Linked DNA regions of Mus musculus: region 1 is linked to region 2. A link is a loop called in an ENCODE intact Hi-C map of the cell type or tissue named here. Cell type or tissue: left cerebral cortex. All regions are shown on one strand. Links, peaks and the distances in the headings refer to the core of each region. The heading gives the core; the rest is flanking DNA.

The links. Peaks named below come from ENCODE experiments on the same cell type or tissue, not always from the same donor. Only the 100,000 strongest peaks of a DNase experiment are listed, where the experiment ranks them.
Region 1: a loop joins it to region 2, with 4 times the contacts of the local background. A loop is called at or near these places in 11 of 42 quality-filtered maps.

The regions. Positions count from the first base shown.
Region 1 is chr1:34,733,600-34,742,917 of GRCm38, reverse strand. The region is part of intron 3 of Arhgef4 (Rho guanine nucleotide exchange factor (GEF) 4); the gene reads right to left. It also overlaps the pseudogene Gm51813. Among named protein-coding and RNA genes, the nearest start is that of Gm32920, 49 kb to the right of the region's middle. In left cerebral cortex, for the core only: a CTCF peak has its summit at 4,382 (motif pointing left); a DNase peak (open chromatin) is centred at 4,365.
Region 2 is chr1:34,845,528-34,854,845 of GRCm38, reverse strand. It overlaps Plekhb2 (pleckstrin homology domain containing, family B (evectins) member 2), which reads right to left and starts at 4,887. Exons shown (of 8, transcript NM_145516.2): 1 at 4,783-4,887. In left cerebral cortex, for the core only: no CTCF peak of the experiment used is centred there; DNase peaks (open chromatin) are centred at 3,120, 4,189, 4,422 and 4,906; H3K4me3 peaks cover 2,725 bases; H3K27ac peaks cover 1,234 bases.

The DNA of each region.
Region 1 (9,318 bases), core at 2,155-6,154, 110 kb after region 2:
ATACACTTACTCACCCCTTCCCCTGGCACGCACATCTGTAAGCCTGCTGGTCATAATAATGCACACTGGAGTCTGTGAGATAAGAGGGTGGAGAGAGCCTGCAGCGCCTTGCTCTTTTGAGTGATTCTTAGCCTGGCTCTCCCTGCCATTAACTTATGAGTGGCATTCAGTAAGATCCAGGCTAAACTGGTAATAACTAGAGTAAAGATGCTGGCAACCAAAGCTACCTTGTCGTGCATTTCTTCATCAGTTGTCACAGACTAGACCTGGGCAAGTGAGCCCTGGAAAGATTTTCCTGTCTTTCTTCTCCATCCCTTTCAGAGACTCCATTGCCAAGAACCTGCTGCTACAGCTGGGCAGTCATAATAAACCTTCAATCTCTTTTCTTTCTCTCCTTTTTTTTCCTTGCTCCCTAACAATATACCTAGCATCTGATTACATCTGAAGCAGCCTCCACATGAAGCAGCCTCCACATGGGCACGACTGAACCTGTTTCCTCAGGCCCACCCACACTGTTGCCAGGGCAGCTTTGTAGCAGCTAGGATCTAACTGGGGCCCAGAAAAGAAAGAGCGTGGAGTCAAAATTTTTCCTTGGTTATTTTCTTCAGCTCCACTCCATACCCCAGGAAGATACACACACACACACACACACACACACACACACACATATATACATACATATACACACACACATATATATGTGTGTGTGTATTCATGTGTTTGTGTGTATATATATATGTATGTATATCTATATATATATACACACACATATATATATACACATATGTATATATGAAGACATATGTATATATATAAAGAACACACACACACACACACACACACACACACACACACACACACACACACGACTCTGTTGCTTTAGTGTATGACCTTCAAACTCCACACTTTCTCTTTCTAAGGCGGTTTTTCTAGTTTTACAGAATGGAGGCTTGGCCATGAGGCCCTCCTTACTTTTAGTTTGATGATGAGCAACATCTTACAGCAGGGATAGGACTTTTGAGTCAGAGGTATCTTATACATGTTTCATTCTGTTTCAGAATCCAGAGAAGCTAAATGACCCTACTAAATCTATACCTCAGTACCCCTAAGAAGGAGAGGAACTAGAACCCAAACACTTTGACTCCTAAGGCAATGCTCTTCAACATACTGGATGACAGAAAGCATCCTTTTTTTTTTTTTCATGAATAATGTCCATTAAGCCTTACATCCCTCCATAACCAGGACAAACTATTAGAGGTTGTTGGCAAAGGAGGTTATCGTGGACACTGCAGGCAAGCAAATTCCACCCCCCCCCCCCCACTTTTTCTCTCCTCTTTTTTTTTTTCCTGAAAAAAAATGTTTTCCTAATCCCTCATGACATAAACATAGAGCACAATGGTCCAAGAACAAAACACTCAGAAACAGTGAATACATCTCCTTCATTCCAGCCTTGGAGGGAGAGAGGGCTCAGGGTACCCTGCAAGCTTGCTGGTGGCCAGTGAAGACTTCCTCTGGGACAGATTCTATGGGGTGGGGATGTGCCACCAGTCACCAGATTCTTCGCTGGTCCTGGGTTTGGCAGCTGCTCCTTCTTCATGGCTTTGACCATGACGCAGTCTCCTTCGTGGGGTTTCTTCATGGGGGAATCGGGACCTCCAGACATTTGCCCTACGCCTGTAGCTCTGCCTCCCCAGCTCTCTCGGGAAGGATATCTCCTTTTTCCTGTGAGGCCTGCTTCTTCTTGCTAGTCTTCTCTGCAGGGTTCCCTTGTTGTTTCTAGGCCATGCAGGACCCGGTCTCTGGAGTTTAGGGTCCAGGAAGTCAGCTGAGAAGGGGAGTGGGACAGGATGTGGGGATAACCTTAGCTGCTGCCTCCATTCTTGTCACTATGGTTGCTCTGTCTCGGTTGTCTTTCCTCTTAGTCTTGTTTCGACTGCAGCTAATGTCAACAGACCGTCTAACAATGTAGCTAATTTCAACAGAGCAGGATAGCTTCTAAGGAGACTATTTCTCCCAGGAGACCATTCCAGACCACTCCAGAGAATTGGAGCTAAATAATGATGTAACCAAGAATGGCTTCTTCATTTTTTTTTTTTTTTTTTTTTTTTTTTTTTTTTTTTTTAGTAGATGTGAAGAACAAAGAATGCTTAGTACAATTATCAGCACTCAGACATCTGCAAGGTCAGAGGGGAGTGACCCCTACCAAAAGACTAGAGCGAGCAGACAGTCAAGGTCAATAACTAATAAAGTCAGAGTCTGAGATGGCCAGAGTTGGGTTCCAACCAGATCTAACTGGGTGAACAGCTTAGGAGCATGATCTTGACTGTATCCCTGGTTGGGTATGTGGGCCCTCTGATTGCTTGGCCCATGAGAATTAACCAGTCTCAGAGTTTCTGCCTTGGCTGTATAAAAGGCCTCAGGCAAAGAAATTCAGGCGTCATCTCCATCTCCCTTCCCAGGAGTCCCTTTCATTTTTCCTTAATGACTCTTCCTTAATGGCTCAGTTTTCACTTTCTGTGACTGTCCTGAATAAAGCCTGCTTCCGCTTAGCATCCATACTGGCTGGTTTTGTGTGTCAACTTGACACAAGCTAGAGACATCAGAGAGGAAGGAAGCCTCTGTTGAGAAAATGCCTCCATGAGATCCAGCTGTAAGGCATTTTCTCAAGGTGGTGGGCTCAGCCTGTGGGGGGCTGGACTATGATGGACTATGATCTGGACGTATAAGCTGAGTTAATCCTTTCTTTCCTTTTTTTGGGTCATGATGTTTTCATTGAAGCGATAGAAAACCTACCTAAGCTGGCTTACTCCCTTGAGAATCCACATCCCTTAATCTCCATTGGTGTGAGACGGTGAACTTAAAGCCCCTGTCTTAGGTCAACCTTTGATAACCTACAGTATTCAGCATCCTAGATCCTAAGGTCACACAGCTGTGCTATGAAAGGATCCCCTCACACTAAAAGGCCTGGTCTCACTGATATTCTGACTCCCGAGATGCCTGTCTGCTGTGGTTTGAATATGAATGCCCCTCCCCGCCCCCACCCCCACAGGTTCGTAGGTTTGGATGCTTAGTCCTGGGTTGGACTGTTTGAAAGGATTGCAAAGTGTGGCCTTGATGGAGGTGTGTCCCTGAGGGTAGGCACATGTCAGCCCCTCCCTCTCCCTCCCTCTGCTTTGCCTGCTGCCTCTGGGTCGGTATCTAAAACTCTCTGCTACTGTTTTCCAGGGCTGGGCCTGCCTGTTTCCTGCCTTGATGATCATGGACTAACCCTCTGAAACTGTAGCAAGCCCCCAGCTAAATGCTGTTTAATAAAAGCTGCCTTGGTCAAGGTGTCTCTTCACAGTCTGTTGTTGGGAAGCCACACATTCCTAGGGTGCCATTGTGAAGCCTAATGACATCATAATGACATCATGATGACATCAGGTCCTGTCTTCCCTATCCCACCAAATGATGTCATTCATCTTCTCGGCTGACACATACACAGGACATGTCCAAGGACACATTAGAGTCTTCCTACCACGCAGTCATCAATAATAATCAAGTACCAAAGGACAGTCATCAAATTCCAGATGGAGATCTTTTAAATACATCTGTGCTCTTCGCCGAGAGAGGCTGTCTCATGTCGTGGTTAAAGCGTGGACTGGGAAGACAAACTTCCTTGGTCTAAATTCTGTCAGGGTCTTTTATTACTAGGGTTTAACAGCCATTTCCTCCACTGAAACACTCCTGCCAGGAGTGCAGGAGTGTGAACAAGTTCTCATCAGTTATGAGAGCATTCCTGTAACGTGTGGCTCCTTCTGTTTTCTCGTGTGTGTGTGTGTGTGTGTGTGTGTGTGTGTGTGTGTGTGCATTCTGTGTGTATGCTGTATGTCTGTGTTTCTGTGTCAGTATATGTGTGTGTGTGTTTGTGTATGTGTGTGTGTGTGTACACTGTGTGTGTGAGTATATGTGCATGTGTGTGCATGGACATTCGAGTGCATGTTTGCACAGGTGCACATAAGCTTAGGCACACATACGCATGCATGGAGGTCAGAGGTTGACATTCCTTTCTCCCTCGTCACTTTATTTGTTGAGATAACATTGCTTTACTGATCCTAGAGCTCGCAGATTGGCTCAACTAGCAGCCACTTCCCAGATCTACTGTCACAGCCGTGTATGGCCGGCCACACGTGGCTTTTAACGTGGGTGCACTTTACCCACTAAACCATCTCCCCAGCCCCGTGGAAAAGGCTATTTAAAAGCAAAGTTAATAAGTGAACTGCAACTGAATGGGACAGGTTTCTGTCCATCTGTAGCGGGGCCCTGACTTGAGATATTCCACTTTAGAACGCTGTGAAAGGGCTGGTGATAGGCAGTACAGCGCCCTCTGGTGGTCACAGGAGAACAGACGCCCCAGCATTCCCTGCTGCTGCTAACCTTCTAAGCCTTAGTTGCATTTAAAGGGATGAAGAGCTATAACCGATGACTCTATCTAAGTCAAGAATTGCCACCATTCCCAAAGTCCCTGACATCTTCCTGAAGGTTCTGGTCTCCAGCTTAATTATCACGTTTGTAGCAGTGGGCTATAAGGTCAAACACTGAATCCCTAAATACTGAGCTGTTGCTTTGAGCAGGGGAAGAGAGCAAGGGCCCAGTGAGTTTCTGCTTTTACTCTGGGGAGGGCATGCTGGGCCTTGTGAACACCAAGCACCCACCACTGTGAGGCACAGTATCCCCGGCCCTGGCAACAGCTTTGTAGTTAAGATGCTATCACCTCATTTTTTAATGGGGTTATTTGATTTTATTAAGTCTACCTTCTTGAGTTCTTTATATATATTGGATATTAGTCCCCTGTCCGATTTGGGATAGGTAAAGATCCTTTCCCAATCTGCTGGTGGTCTTTTTGTCTTATTGATGGTGTCTTTTGCCTTGCAGAAGCTTTGCAATTTTATGAGGTCCCATTTATCGATTCTCGATCTGACAGCACAAGCCATTGCTGTTCTATTCAGGAATTTTTCCCCTGTACCCATATCTTCGAGGCTTTTCCCTACTTTCTCCTCTATAAGTTTCAGTGTCTCTGGTTTTATGTGGAGTTCCTTAATCCACTTAGATTTGACCTTAGTACAAGGAGATAGTAATGGATCAATTCGCAATCTTCTACATGATAACAGCCAGTTGTGCCAGCACCATTTGTTGAAAATGCTGTCTTTTTTCCACTGGATGGTTTTAGCTCCCTTGTCAAAGATCAAGTGACCATAGGTGTGTGGGTTCATCTCTGGGTCTTCAATTCTGTTCCATTGGTCTACTTGTCTGTCTCTATACCAGTACCATGCAGTTTTTATCACAATTGCTCTGTAGTACATCTTTAGGTCGGGCATGGTGATTCCACCAGAGGTTCTTTTATCCTTGAGAAGAGTTTTTGCTACCCTAGGTTTTTTGTTATTCCAGATGAATCTGCCGATTGCCCTTTCTAATTCGTTGAAGAATTGAGTTGGAATTTTGATGGGGATTGCATTGAATCTGTAGATTGCTTTTGGCAAGATAGCCATTTTTACTATATTGGTCCTGCTGATCCATGAGCATGGGAGATCTTTCCATCTTCTGAGATCTTCTTTAATTTCTTTCTTCAGAGACATGAAGTTCTTGTCATACAGATCTTTCACTTCCTTAGTTAGAGTCACGCCTAGGTATTTTATATTATTTGTGGCTATTGAGAAGGGTGTTGTTTCCCTAATTTCTTTCTCAGCCTGTTTGTCCTTTGTGTAGAGAAAGGCCATTGATTTGTTTGAGTTAATTTTATATCCAGCTACTTCACTGAAGCTGTTTATCAGGCTTAGGAGTTCTCTGGTGGAATTTTTAGGGTCATGTATATATACTATCATATCATCTGCAAAAAGTGATATTTTGGCTTCTTCCTTTCCAATTTGTATCCCCTTGATCTCCTTTTGTTGTCTAATTGCTCTGGCTAATACTTCAAGTACAATGTTGAATAGGTATGGAGAGAGTGGGCAGCCTTGTCTAGTCCCTGATTTTAGTGGGATTGCTTCAAGCTTCTCACCATTTACTTTGATGCTGGCTACTGGTTTGCTGTAGATTGCTTTTATCATGTTTAGGTATGGGCCTTGAATTCCTGATCTTTCCAAGACTTTTATCATGAATGGGTGTTGGATTTTGTCAAATGCTTTCTCAGCATCTAACGAGATGATCATGTGGTTTTTGTCTTTGAGTTTGTTTATATACTGGATTACGTTGATGGATTTCCGTATATTGAACCATCCCTGCATCCCTGGGATGAAACCTACTTGGTCAGGATGGATGATTGTTTTGATGTGTTCTTGGATTCGATTAGCAAGAACTTTATTGAGGATTTTTGCATCAATATTCATAATGGAAATTGGTCTGAAGTTCTTTATCTTTGTTGGGTCTTTTTGTGGTTTAGGTATCAGAGTAATTGTGGCTTCATAGAATGAGTTGGGTAGAGTACCTTCTGTTTCTATTTTGTGGAATAGTTTGTGAAGAACTGGGATTAGATCTTCTTTGAAGGTATAATAGAACTCTGCACTAAACCCATCTGGTCCTGGGCTTTTTTTGGTTGGGAGACTATTAATGACTGCTTCTATTTCTTTGGGAGATATCGGGCTGTTTAGATCATTAACCTGATCTTGATTCAACTTTGGTACCTGGTATCTGTCTAGAAACTTCACCATTTCATCCAGGTTCTCCAGTTTGTTGAGTATAGCCTTTTGTAGAAGGATCTGATGGTGTTTTGGATTTCTTCAGGATCTGTGGTTATGTCTCCCTTTTCATTTCTGATTTTGTTTATTAGAATGCTTTCCCTGTGCCCTCTAGTGAGTCTGGCTAAGGGTTTATCTATCTTGTTGATTTTCTCAAAGAACCAGCTCCTCGATTGGTTGATTCTCTGAATAGTTCTTCTTGTTTCCACTTGGTTGATTTCGCCCCTGAGTTTGATTATTTCCTGCTGTCTACTCCTCTTGGGTGAATTTGCTTCCTTTTGTTCTAGAGCTTTTAGGTGTGTTGTCAAGCTGCTAATGTATACTCTCTCTAGTTTCTTTTTGGAGGCACTCAGAGCTATGAGTTTTCCTCTTAGAAATGCTTTCATTGTGTCCCATAAGTTTGGGTACAAAGATTTCTCACCTGAGGAATACCAAATGGCAGAGAAGCACCTGAAAAACTGTTCAACATCCTTAATCATCAGGGAAATGCAAATCAAAACAACCCTGAGATTCCACCTCACACCAGTCAGAATGGCTAAGATGAAAAATTCAGGTGACAGCAGATGCTGGCGAGGATGTGGAGAAAGAGGAACGCTCCTCCATTGTTGGTGGGATTGCAAGCTTGTACAACCACTCTGGAAATCAGTCTGGCAGTTCCTCAGAAAATTGGACATAGTACTACCGGAAGATCCAGCAATACCTCTTCTGGGCGTATATCTAGAAGATGCCCCAACCAAGAAGACACATGCTCTACTATGTTCATAGCAGCCTTATTTATAATAGCCAGAAGCTGGAAAGAACCCAGATGCCCCTCAACAGAGGAATGGATACAGAAAATGTGGTACATTTACACAATGGAGTACTACTCAGCTATTAAAAAGAATGAATTTATGAAATTCCTAGGCAAATGGATGGACCTGGAGGGCATCATCCTGAGTGAGGTAACCCAATCACAAAGGAACTCTCACAATATGTACTCACTGATAAGTGGATATTAGCCCAGAAACTTAGGATACTCAAGATATAAGATACAATTTGCTAAACGCATTAAACTCAAGAGAGAACGAAGACCAAAGTGTGGACACTTTGCCCCTTCTTAGAATAGGAAACAAAACACCCATGGAAGGACTTACAGAGACAAAATTTGGAAGTGTGACGAAAGGATGGACCATCTAGTGATTGCCATATCCAGAGATCCATCCCATGATCAGCTTCCAAACGCTGACCCATTGCATACACTAGCAAGATTTTATCGAAAGGACCCAGATGTAGCTGTCTCTTGTGAGGCTATGCTGGGGCCTAGCAAACACAGAAGTGGATGCTCACAGTCAGCTATTGAATGGACCACAGGGCCCCCAATGGAGGAGCTAGAGAAAGTACCCAAGGAGCTAAAGGGATCTGCAACCCTATAGGTGGAACAACATTATGAACTAACCAGTACCCCGGAGCTCTTGACTCTAGCTGCATATGTATCAAAAGATGGCCTAGTCGGCCATCACTGGAAAGAGAGGCCCATTGGACACGCAAACTTTATATGCCCCAGTACAGGGGAACGCCAGGGCCAAAAAGTGGGAGTGGGTGGGTAGTGGAGTGGGGGAGTGGGTATGGGGGACTTTTGGGATAGCATTGGAAATGTAAATGAGGAAAATACCTAATAAAAAATGGAAAAAAAGAGATGTTATCGCCTTATCTGGGTTCATTTGTAAGCATCCTTCTTAAACAAACAGACATCATCATCAGTGAAGTCTTAATATTCCACATAACTGTTGTCCAATGCAATTATTACTGGGTTTTTTATTTAAAATTTTAATTCATATTCTCAGTTTTACCTGTTCTTTCCATCACATCAAGGAGTGGAAGCCTTAATGTAAAAATGCACCCATCACCTTGGGGATCTGAAAAACATCCATTTGGTTTCTTTTCTCACACAGATTTTGCCTTGGACTTACACCTAAAATAAATGTTAAAGTGAGGCTGGAGAGATGGCTCAGTGGTTAAGTACACACAATGCTCTCACAGAGGACCCGAGTTCACGTCCCAGTACCCACCTCAGGTGGTCCCCAAACGTTTGTAAATCCAGCTTCATGGACCTGACAGCCATTTCTGAACTACAAGGGCACCTGCAGCACATGCACACACACACACACACACACACACACACACACACACACACACACACACACATGCACACACACATGCACACACACACACACACATGCACACACACACACACACGCGTGCACACATACACGCACAGGCACACGCGCACACACACAGACACACACATACACACACAGGCACACACACCACAATACAAATTCTTTTAAAATAGTTTAAAATATGTATGTAGAAGTTATTCTTGCTTGCTTCTGTGTGACATAACGTGGTATCAGAGGGTTTTGTCAACACTGAAGGTGGAACCCTTGCATACACTGGGTGAGCGCTCCACTTCTAATCTTCTTCCCTGTCCTGTGTTTCTTGGCAGAGTCTCCCTGTTAGCGCAGCCTGGCCTCAAATTTATGACCCTCCTGCTCAGTCTCCTGCATGCCGGCATGAACCATCACACCCAGGGTCACGTGATTTTGAACAGAATACAAGATGATTA
Region 2 (9,318 bases), core at 2,599-6,598:
AAACAAAACAAACAAACCAAAAAAAAAAAAAAAAAAAACAACCCACCATCATAACTGGCCCCCTGTCAACCTGACACACAAATGTAACACTATTAAACAATAAACTTCCCTTTTTCGTTTGTCCTCAAGGTCTCATTTTAATAACAACAGTGAATATTAAAGCATCTCAACTTTAAAAAGTTCCGACAGTCACTAAAAAAGTCAACACTTAAAAGTCCGACATTTCTTACAATATTCAAAGGCTCTCTTAAAAACTAAGTCTCTCTACCATTCCATGGTCTCTCAACTGTGGGCTCCTGGTGAGACTCCCTCCGTTTATGTTTGGATCCTGTAATGTGACATACAAGTGACAAAGGCAGCAAATGATAATGATGCAAAGGGATAAACTATAAATCGTGGAACACAGCATGCCACCACGTCCCCAAACTGAAATCTTTCTGTTCTTCCAGAGTCGGTCATGTGTCCTGGGTACTCTTCCCACCCCCATGGTGAGTGGATTCGTTATTTTCCTAACTGCTCTGGCAGAATAATTGACCAAAGCCATTTGCTGAAGAAAGGGTTTATTCCAGATCACAGGGACATCGTAGCTGTGAAGACAGGCAGCCCCTGGTCACCTTGCACCTGTAGTCAGGAAGCAGAGAGAGGCATGCGCTGATGTTCGGCTGGGTTTCTCCTCTGACTCAGTCTAGAACCCCAGTCTGTTGTGGGGTGCCACCCACATTTAGAGGAGATTTTTTCACCTCAACTAACCCAATCCAGAAAGCCCCTCACAGGCAAGCACAGAGGCCTGTATTCTAGACCATCCTAGAGCTTGTCAAGTTGATTGACAGTCAGTGTTAATGATCACAGAATCTGTTTAACATTGACTCTTCCGGCCCTTTAACCTGCTGGAGAAATAGCTACCTTGGGTTGAATATTTGTCAAGTCCCCTCTCCAAAAACGCTTGTATATTATTTCAGTCAATTTTCCAAAATTTCATCAAGTTGATGGTATATTTTCATTTTATAGTTAAAACATAATAATAATAATAATAATCATAATAAAAAGGCTTGGAAATCTCAAGTAAGTTACCCAAGGTGACCAACTGAACGAGGATTTGAACCCAGGTCTTTTGGGTCCAAAGTCTATACTTAGAAACATTAGCCTTTATTAAGTTTTAAAATATATGACCACGCTTCCTGACTTTCAGTTCCTATAATACAGTCACTAAAATTCCCCCCTTCCTATTTGAAAGCAAAGAGAATTATCAGAAAATAAAGACAGATTTCATCTAGGTTGGCCTTTTTGGTTTTGGCTTTGTTTCACCAACTTGACACAAGCTTAGAGCTACATGGGAAAAGGAACTTCCATTGAGAAAGTCTCCATCCATTTGTTCACAGGCAAGCCTGGAGGGCATTTTCTTGATTAATAACTGATGTGGGAAGGCCCAGGCCACTGTGGGCATGGCTACCCCTGAGCCTGGGCTGCATAAGAAATATCAATCTAATTGCATCTTTCCTCTCTCGGCTCGCACTGTCCAGTTTTGGGTCAGTTGCTGACACTAATCAAATCATTCTTTAATTTGTCTGCCATCCACTAATGCAGAAGAAAAGGCTGGAGAAAAAGACAGAAAGAAGTTGCATATGAATGTCAGCTAAAAGCAAGGTCAAGCTCTCGGGGAGTCAAGGAGAACCCACCCCTCTCCCGCCCCTTCACGCTGTCGCTAGCTAGTGGTACAGGAGCAAATTTCTGTGCAGCTACTCTGACAGGAGACAGAACAAAGCTGCCAAAGGTATGTGCTGCTTGTATAGGGTGTGCTTAAAAACAAAAACAAAACACAAAAAAAAAACCAAAAAAACAAGCAAACCTGCTCAGATTTCTCACACACACACACACACACACACACACACACACACGTTAAGACAGCTCATAAAACCATCTCTCGCATACAAACAAAACACTCCAAGTGTTCTTTTCAGCTCTGATCCAGCTCTCTTGCCTCCTGGCTCCTGAGCCCTGCAGGCCTCAGGGAAACTCTGCTGGTTTTTCTTTACCCATCTCAACAGCACAACCGCTTACTGTTTCAAACAGCTTTATGCTGGAAAGTTCCTGACAAGTTTGAAGCCATATTAAGCATTACCTATACACAGCAGCAGCAGCAGCAGGATGCCACCACCGCCCATATGATACAGAACCTACAGATATGACTCATTACTGACCAGATCGAATGCAAAAGCACAGGAAGGGAAGATATGAGCATTACAGTCTAGCTACTCTATATTTTAAGGGTACAGGACACATTTGTAATCCGTGTCATAGAAAGCAATCTGCACACACACACACCCTTTCAAGGTATGCAGTTCTGATTTAACCCTTCGGTCCAGGCGACACAGAGAGGCACGAAGGACTCAGCATCCTTAAGATGAGACTGCCATAGAGCAGTTCGGGCAATAAGGAGAGGTGACAGACACCATAGACCTCAGGGACTGTGTCTGGCATGGTAAACTGCCTTTGGCTGCAGCTGACTTACAAGAGGGCGATCAAAGGTGCGAATCTGCCTCCCTCTCGGATCACTGACTCTCTGCATAAACTATCACTTAAAGGTTCAGGTTCCAGCTAGAAAGATAGGAGATAGAAAGGGGCTGGGGCAGACAGACAGACAGACATAATGAGAGAGAGAAACTGGTTTCATAAATTCAGTTTTTATTATCAGGAGATTGACTTACAAAAAGAAAAAGTGCTTACACCCTTAATTTACTGAACAGCTACTGTGTGTCTGACAGGAAAACACCATAACCCAGTTTTGGTTCCTGCCCTGAGGAAGATAGGTGGGAGATCTCTCACACAGAGAACAAACACCACAGACACCAGATAAACCCAGGCAAGTACCTGCTGAGCTAGAGGGTCTCTTCCCAAGCTACCTGTCAAAGCAGCCTAAGAAAGGAGGGCTTTCTTCACTCCAAAAGGCAAGCCCACAGCACAGGCTGGTGGATTCCAGCCATGTTTGGTCAATACTCCAGCTAACACTCCCTGCCCTAAGTAAGTAGGCAATAAATCCCAGTCGCCACCCTACCACTTCCTGCAAAGTGGGACAAGTCACTTCCTGCATGGGTCGCTTCAACCTATCCTAGTCAAATGAGATGCACGAGGGGGGTGGGAGGTTGGAGGAATTAGTCACTGTGTTCTGAACGAGCCACGTAGTCTCGCTAGAATCTGTGAGCTTCCCACCTTTCTAAAACACTGGCAATCACTCCACTCCTTTATGAAGACTCTCTGTAAGCCACTCTGCACCTGAGAGTTGGACACAACAAATTCTGCTTACCCCAAATAAAAACCCCTGACCTCCCAAAGTCTCAATCTAACTATTGTTATTGCATAACAATAAAATGTAACCAAAAGGAGTCAGGGCTTGTACAATCAAACACGGAAAACTAAAGGCACTATAATACAGACCATGAAAGTGCAGAGGAGCAGGAGGCCCAGCGGAGCAGGGCAACCCCAGGAAGAAGAAAGCCCTGGGGTCTCAGTAAAGCAGTAGCGGTACTTTGTGAAGTCACAGGAGCTATCAGAAAGGCCAAACTGCTCCCATCCTCAGAAGAGCCCCCACCACCTTATCCAGACATAGGTGGAGAAGGGGAGGGAGGGTAAGGGCTAAGCAGCTCTACGGGAAGATACCATTTAGGACAGGGGGCACCTGGGAAGGGATGCGTAGGACTGGGGAGGATACATCAAGAAGTGGGCATTTGGGCCGGGCGGTGGTGGTGCACGCCTTTAATCCCAGCACTTGGGAGGCAGAGGCAGGCGGATTTCTGAGTTTGAGGCCAGCCTGGTCTACAAAGTGAGTTCCAGGACAGCCAAGGCTATACAGAGAAACCCTGTCTCAAAAAAAAAAAAAAAAAAAAAAAAAATGGGCTTTTGGTGAACCCGGAAAAGACCCTGAGGAAAGGGCAGGGGTACAAGACAGACCTGGTCACTGGGTCAGGAGAAGAAAAGATTATGGTGGGGAACACTGAAGAATCCCTGCAGAGACCCAGGGGGAAATGGAGGGGAGCTAGGCTAGACAGGACCCTAAGGAAGACTATGAAGGGCTGGGAGGATAGATCAGGAAGTGGGGAAGAGACAGACTTGGAGGAGGGAGTACAACCAGAATGTGGGACACTAGCGACAGGGGAGGAGTCAGGAGCTGGAGGGGAATACAATCAGGATGGGGACGCTAAGTAAGGAGGAACGTAGTAGCTGGGGGGCCGATGGGGGGAGGATACAATCAGGATGGGGACACTGGGAAGGGGTAGGAGGTGGGAAAGGAAGAGAACAGTCAGGGTAGGGACACTGAAGAGACAGGAGGGGAGGGGGGGATACAATTAAGATTGAGGACATGGGGGAGTGGGGAGGAGGCAGGGAGAGGCTGGAGTAATATAATGAGGATGGATACTGGGGAAAAGGCAGGAGCTAGTGTGAGGTGGAGTGTATCATCAGAACAGCAGACGTTAGGGACGAGGGAGGGGTGTGGGTCAGAATGGAGACACTCTGGAAAAGGAAGAGGGCAAGAGCTGGGGGGGGGGGGGGAGGCGAGGAACATTAGAGAAGGGGGAAGGAACAGGGGCTGGGGGGGGTGGTGTCACCGAGGAAGTGGGCGCGGCCAGCAAGGTTAGAGCTCCCCAGAGCCAGGCTTTGAGAGGGGGTATTGGCGAAGCGGGTTACCCCCGGAGGGGCGTGAGCGGGGCCGAATGGGGTACCTCCGACCGGGGAGGTCCGGGGAAGGGGTCGCACGCGGGCGCAGGGGGGCTCCGCGGGCACAGTCACCTGCGAATGTTCAGGCCGCCAAGACAGGGATCAGGCTGAGAGCGCAAGGTCGCCGGCTTCTCCTGCTTCTCCGCTGGACGCGCGAGTCCTGGTCCTGCGTCACCGCCTCGAGCCATGCGCATGCGCGCAAGGCAGGTGCCACCCGGGTGCAGGGCCGAAGCCAAGGCGTTGCTCTCAACCTGGGCTGTTATCTGCTCAAAGGTGGTTCTAAGTTTCTTGATCTTGGCCTCTAAACACAGAGCTTCGTAGAGAAAAGCGTGACAGCGGGAATGGGGGCAAGCCAAGGGCAAACTGAACCTGGGACCTCTCAGAGCCAGAAATGAAGACCTGCAGGCTTAAAAACCAGGAAGATGGAGATGTCAAAACTGAAACAGCAATCAAGGAACAAAACTGGAAGTCTTAGCAATAACTCACATAGAAATGTTATAGCTTAGAATATAAAATATAAGGATAAAAAAATAAATGAGGAAGGAGCCGGGGGGTGTTAGTAGGACTGTAATCTCAGTACTGGGGAGGCTTAGTCAGGAGGATAATAACTTTGAGGGCAGCTTGGGCTACATAACATGGCAGTACACAGCTGTAATCTCAGCATTTGAAAGATGTGGTAAGAAGATATAAAGGAAGGCCAAGATTATCTTTAGCTAGGTAGTGAGCTCAAGGTCAGTCTAAGGAAAAAAAAATACTCTTTTAATTATAGTGCCTTGTGTATCCCAGGTTTTTTCTAGGTTCTTGGTGTCTCAAACAATGACTTGCACAACACAGAATAAAGGTTGTCAAAGGGTACATTTATTTACAAAGAAAATGCATGGAATACACTCCCCAGAATGGGAACGGCCTGAGCAAGCATAAGACTCAAGACCCCCATGACCTTTTGGAGCGTTGTGAGTTTAAGTAGAGTGAGGAGCAGATTCCCTGCGTAGAAATTAGGTAGACCCTTTGCCCTGATTGACAGATGGGCTGTTAGGTAGCCTTGAGTTGGTGGGTCATACATCCTATAGCTTTATGCATGTGCCACACACACACACACACACACACACACACAAACACACACCGTGTTTACACCTGAAACAGTAAATAAATTTGTTACTATTTCACTTCAAGGAAAAACGTACCCTCATAACACGTATACTCAAAGCTGGTTTTAAATACACTTGTGTATCTGCTGTATCTGCCCTCCTACCAGGAAATGCCTAATCTCAAATTACCTACAGGAGAGATGGGTGTTGCCCTGTGGGAAGGAGACCGAAGGTACCCTCAGGTCATCGGACAGCCCTATGATCATTTACATTGATGGAGCTATAGCTGTTGTACTGATTAGTTTTTGTCAGCTTGACACAAACTAGGATCATCTGGGAAGGGAACCTCAAATGAGAAAAAAATCTCCATCAGATAAGTCTGGGGACTTTCTCTAAAGTGATTGGCATTGGGGGGCGGTGCCTATCTCAGTACAGGCAATGCAATCCTTTAGCAGGAGGTCATGGATTATATAAGAAAGCAGACCAGTAAGCAGGGTCCCTCCACGGTCTCTGCTTGAGTTCCTGCCTTGCCTTCCCTCGATGTCAGACTGTGATCAAGATTTATAAACTAAATAAGTCCTTCCTTCCCTAAGTTGCTTTGAGTCATGATAATTTCACAGCAATAGAAAATGCAGATTTTTTTCCTACTTTACTGCACTTATTGAATTTTCCTTTCATTTTAAATTACTTGTCTGTCTGTCTGTGTGGGAGTATGTATACACGGTGCAGGTTCCCATGGAGGCCAGAGATGTCCTTAAGAGCAGCCAGTACTCTTAACTGCTAGCTATCTCTCCAGATACCAAAATTTTCTTTAATGAATATATACAGAAGTGATACATATACATACATACATACATACATACATACATACCTTAAATAATAGGAAAAAGAGTTGTATTTGAATACAGTTTGAGTTAAATATGTTTTCCAGGAACTAGTGAAGAGGCTTAGTAAGTTTTCTAATTTAGTGAAATTGGCTTTGTGTTCTAACTCCTTGTCAAGAAGGAAGAAGAGGATTAAAACATGTTCTCAACAGGCCCACTATGTGTGAGTGAGCACACGCCCTCAGCAGGCCCACTGTGTGTGAGTGAGCACACGCCCTCAGCAGGCCCACTGTGTGTGAGTGAGCACACGCCCTCAGCAGGCCCACTGTGTGTGAGTGAGCATCCACTCTAGACCCTGTGTGTCTGTGCTGAAACTTTAGTTTCTGGTCTAAGCCCAACAGGAGGGGCCACTCGAGGATGTCATGATTGCATGATTTTATTCTCCACAGTACAATTTGTAGGATAGTACATTTAGTTTTATAAGAAACAGCTAGACTTTTTTCTGAAGGGATTATGATACTTTTTGTGCTTCCAGGAAAAAAAAAATGAGATTTTTGTTTTGCTGCAAAGAAAGCCTTCACAAACATTATCTTTCTCCTAATTCCCCCAACCTGCTCAGGTCCCACTCTATCCCAGCCTCACCACAGGTAGTTGGTGCTATTTGCTTTTGAATGATTTGTAAATTACACAATATTTTTACACTATATGTATTTCTCCTTTTTTACACAGTGTCCTTCAGCACAATCCTATGTCCCCATGTTGATCTATGGGAAGGCTCCTTGTTTCTTTGCTTTGCTTTCTTCTCTGTTTTAATTAGAATTTTTACCATATAGATGAACCAGGGTTCATTGAACTATCCCCTAGTAATGGGTACTTGGGTTGTTTGTGCTGGCAGGATGACACTGACAGGCTAGGGAGAGATTCATCTTGGCAGAAGGTGGCAGATCTGGGAAGTGGATAACATTTAAGAATACTGTCTCCCTGGAGGCATTCTATAGAGCTACTTTGATGTGGAGGCAGGGTTGTGTGCAGGCAGTCAGGTAGTGTCTCATGTCATGGTGCTCTGGCTGTTAGGTCTTATTAGGTAGAACACCTGTTCGGGGAATCGATCTCAGTGTGGTGGTGGAAATGTCCCTCAGGTATTTAAACACTCGGTTCCTTGGTGACACTGAGTCAGTTATGGAGTATTCAGGAGATTTAGCTTGGCTGGAGGAACTCTTGTCACTGGGGGCTGGCTCTTAGCTTCCTGCTCTGGCCACCAGATGCCACACATACCCTGCTGCCAGGGCCCACATTACAGACTCTAGCCTTCTGGAACTGTAAGCCAAAGTAAGTTCTTCCACAAGCTGCTTATAGGTGTGTTTTATCACAGGAACAAAAAGTCATGGATAACTCACTTTACTTTCCTACTGCTGTGAGAAAATAAGGTAGCAAAGCCAGGCACACTGGTGCATGCCGTTAAACACTTGAGAAGCAGACACAGGCAGATTTCTGTTAGTCTGGGGCCAGCCTGGTGTACAGAGGGAGTTCCAGGCTAGATTGGGCTACATAGTAAAACCCTGGCTCAAAACAAACAAATAAACAAATTCTAACTAAAACAATTTCAGGGAGAATGGGTTGGCGTGGCTCACAGTTCCAGGTTATAGCCCATCATGGCAGGGCTATCAAAGCACAAGCACTTGAAGGAATTGGTCACATTGTACCCACAATTAAGAATCAAAGATGGAAGAATGTATGCTGGTGTTAAGTTCCCTTTATTCGCCGGGCAGTGGTGGTACACGCCTTTAATCTCAGCACTTGGGAGGCAGAGGCAGGTGGATTTCTGAGTTCGAGGCCAGCCTGGTCTACAGAGTGAGTTCTAGTATAGCCAGGGCTACACAGATAAATCCTGTCTCGAAAAACAAACAAACAAAAAGTTCCCTTTATTAATTTTATACAGTGCAGGGGTCATGACACAAGGCAAGGTTCCAACCACCATTAAGATGGGTTTACCCATCAATTAACACACCCAAGATAATCTCCTATGGAGGAGGGATTTCTTGGTGCCTCTAGAGTCTGTTAGGCTGACAATTCATACCACCACAGGGTCGCATCTAGATGACTAGAGGGGCAGCTCATCACTTGGTGAAGGAATACAGTTTACAGCGTGATTTACTTACCTTTTTCTTAGATTTGGCTTTGTAAAGACTTCATGAGTTATAAGGGGTCAAATGACCCAGTTGCCTAAAGTGTAGATTCTTCTACAGTAGCGTCATGATGCCATAAGAGATTAGAACATGTTATGGAGAACTCTTCCACACCATACTTGGAGTGAACTGCAGCCTTGCTCAGATCCCATTCTGTCCTGGGGTGATAACAGCTCCATCCTTAGGCTAGAAAAGTTCAGCACAGCCCTCTATCCCAGATCCCAAAATAACATCTGGAGGGAGCTTCCTGTTTTGTACTGTTATAAGGAAAGCTCTCTGGAATAAGTGTGTACTTGTTTAATTTTATAAGTGTGATGGCTATTCTTGGCTGTCAACTTGGCTACATTTGAAATTAACTAAAATCCAAAAATGGAGAGCATTTGCTTAATTTGAAATTGGAAGATCAACTGGCCTTTACTATGGATCCTAAGGCAGGAAGACACACCTATAATCTGGGCCACGTCTTCTTCTGGAAGCCTATGTAAGGACATGGAAGAAGGAAGCTTTTGT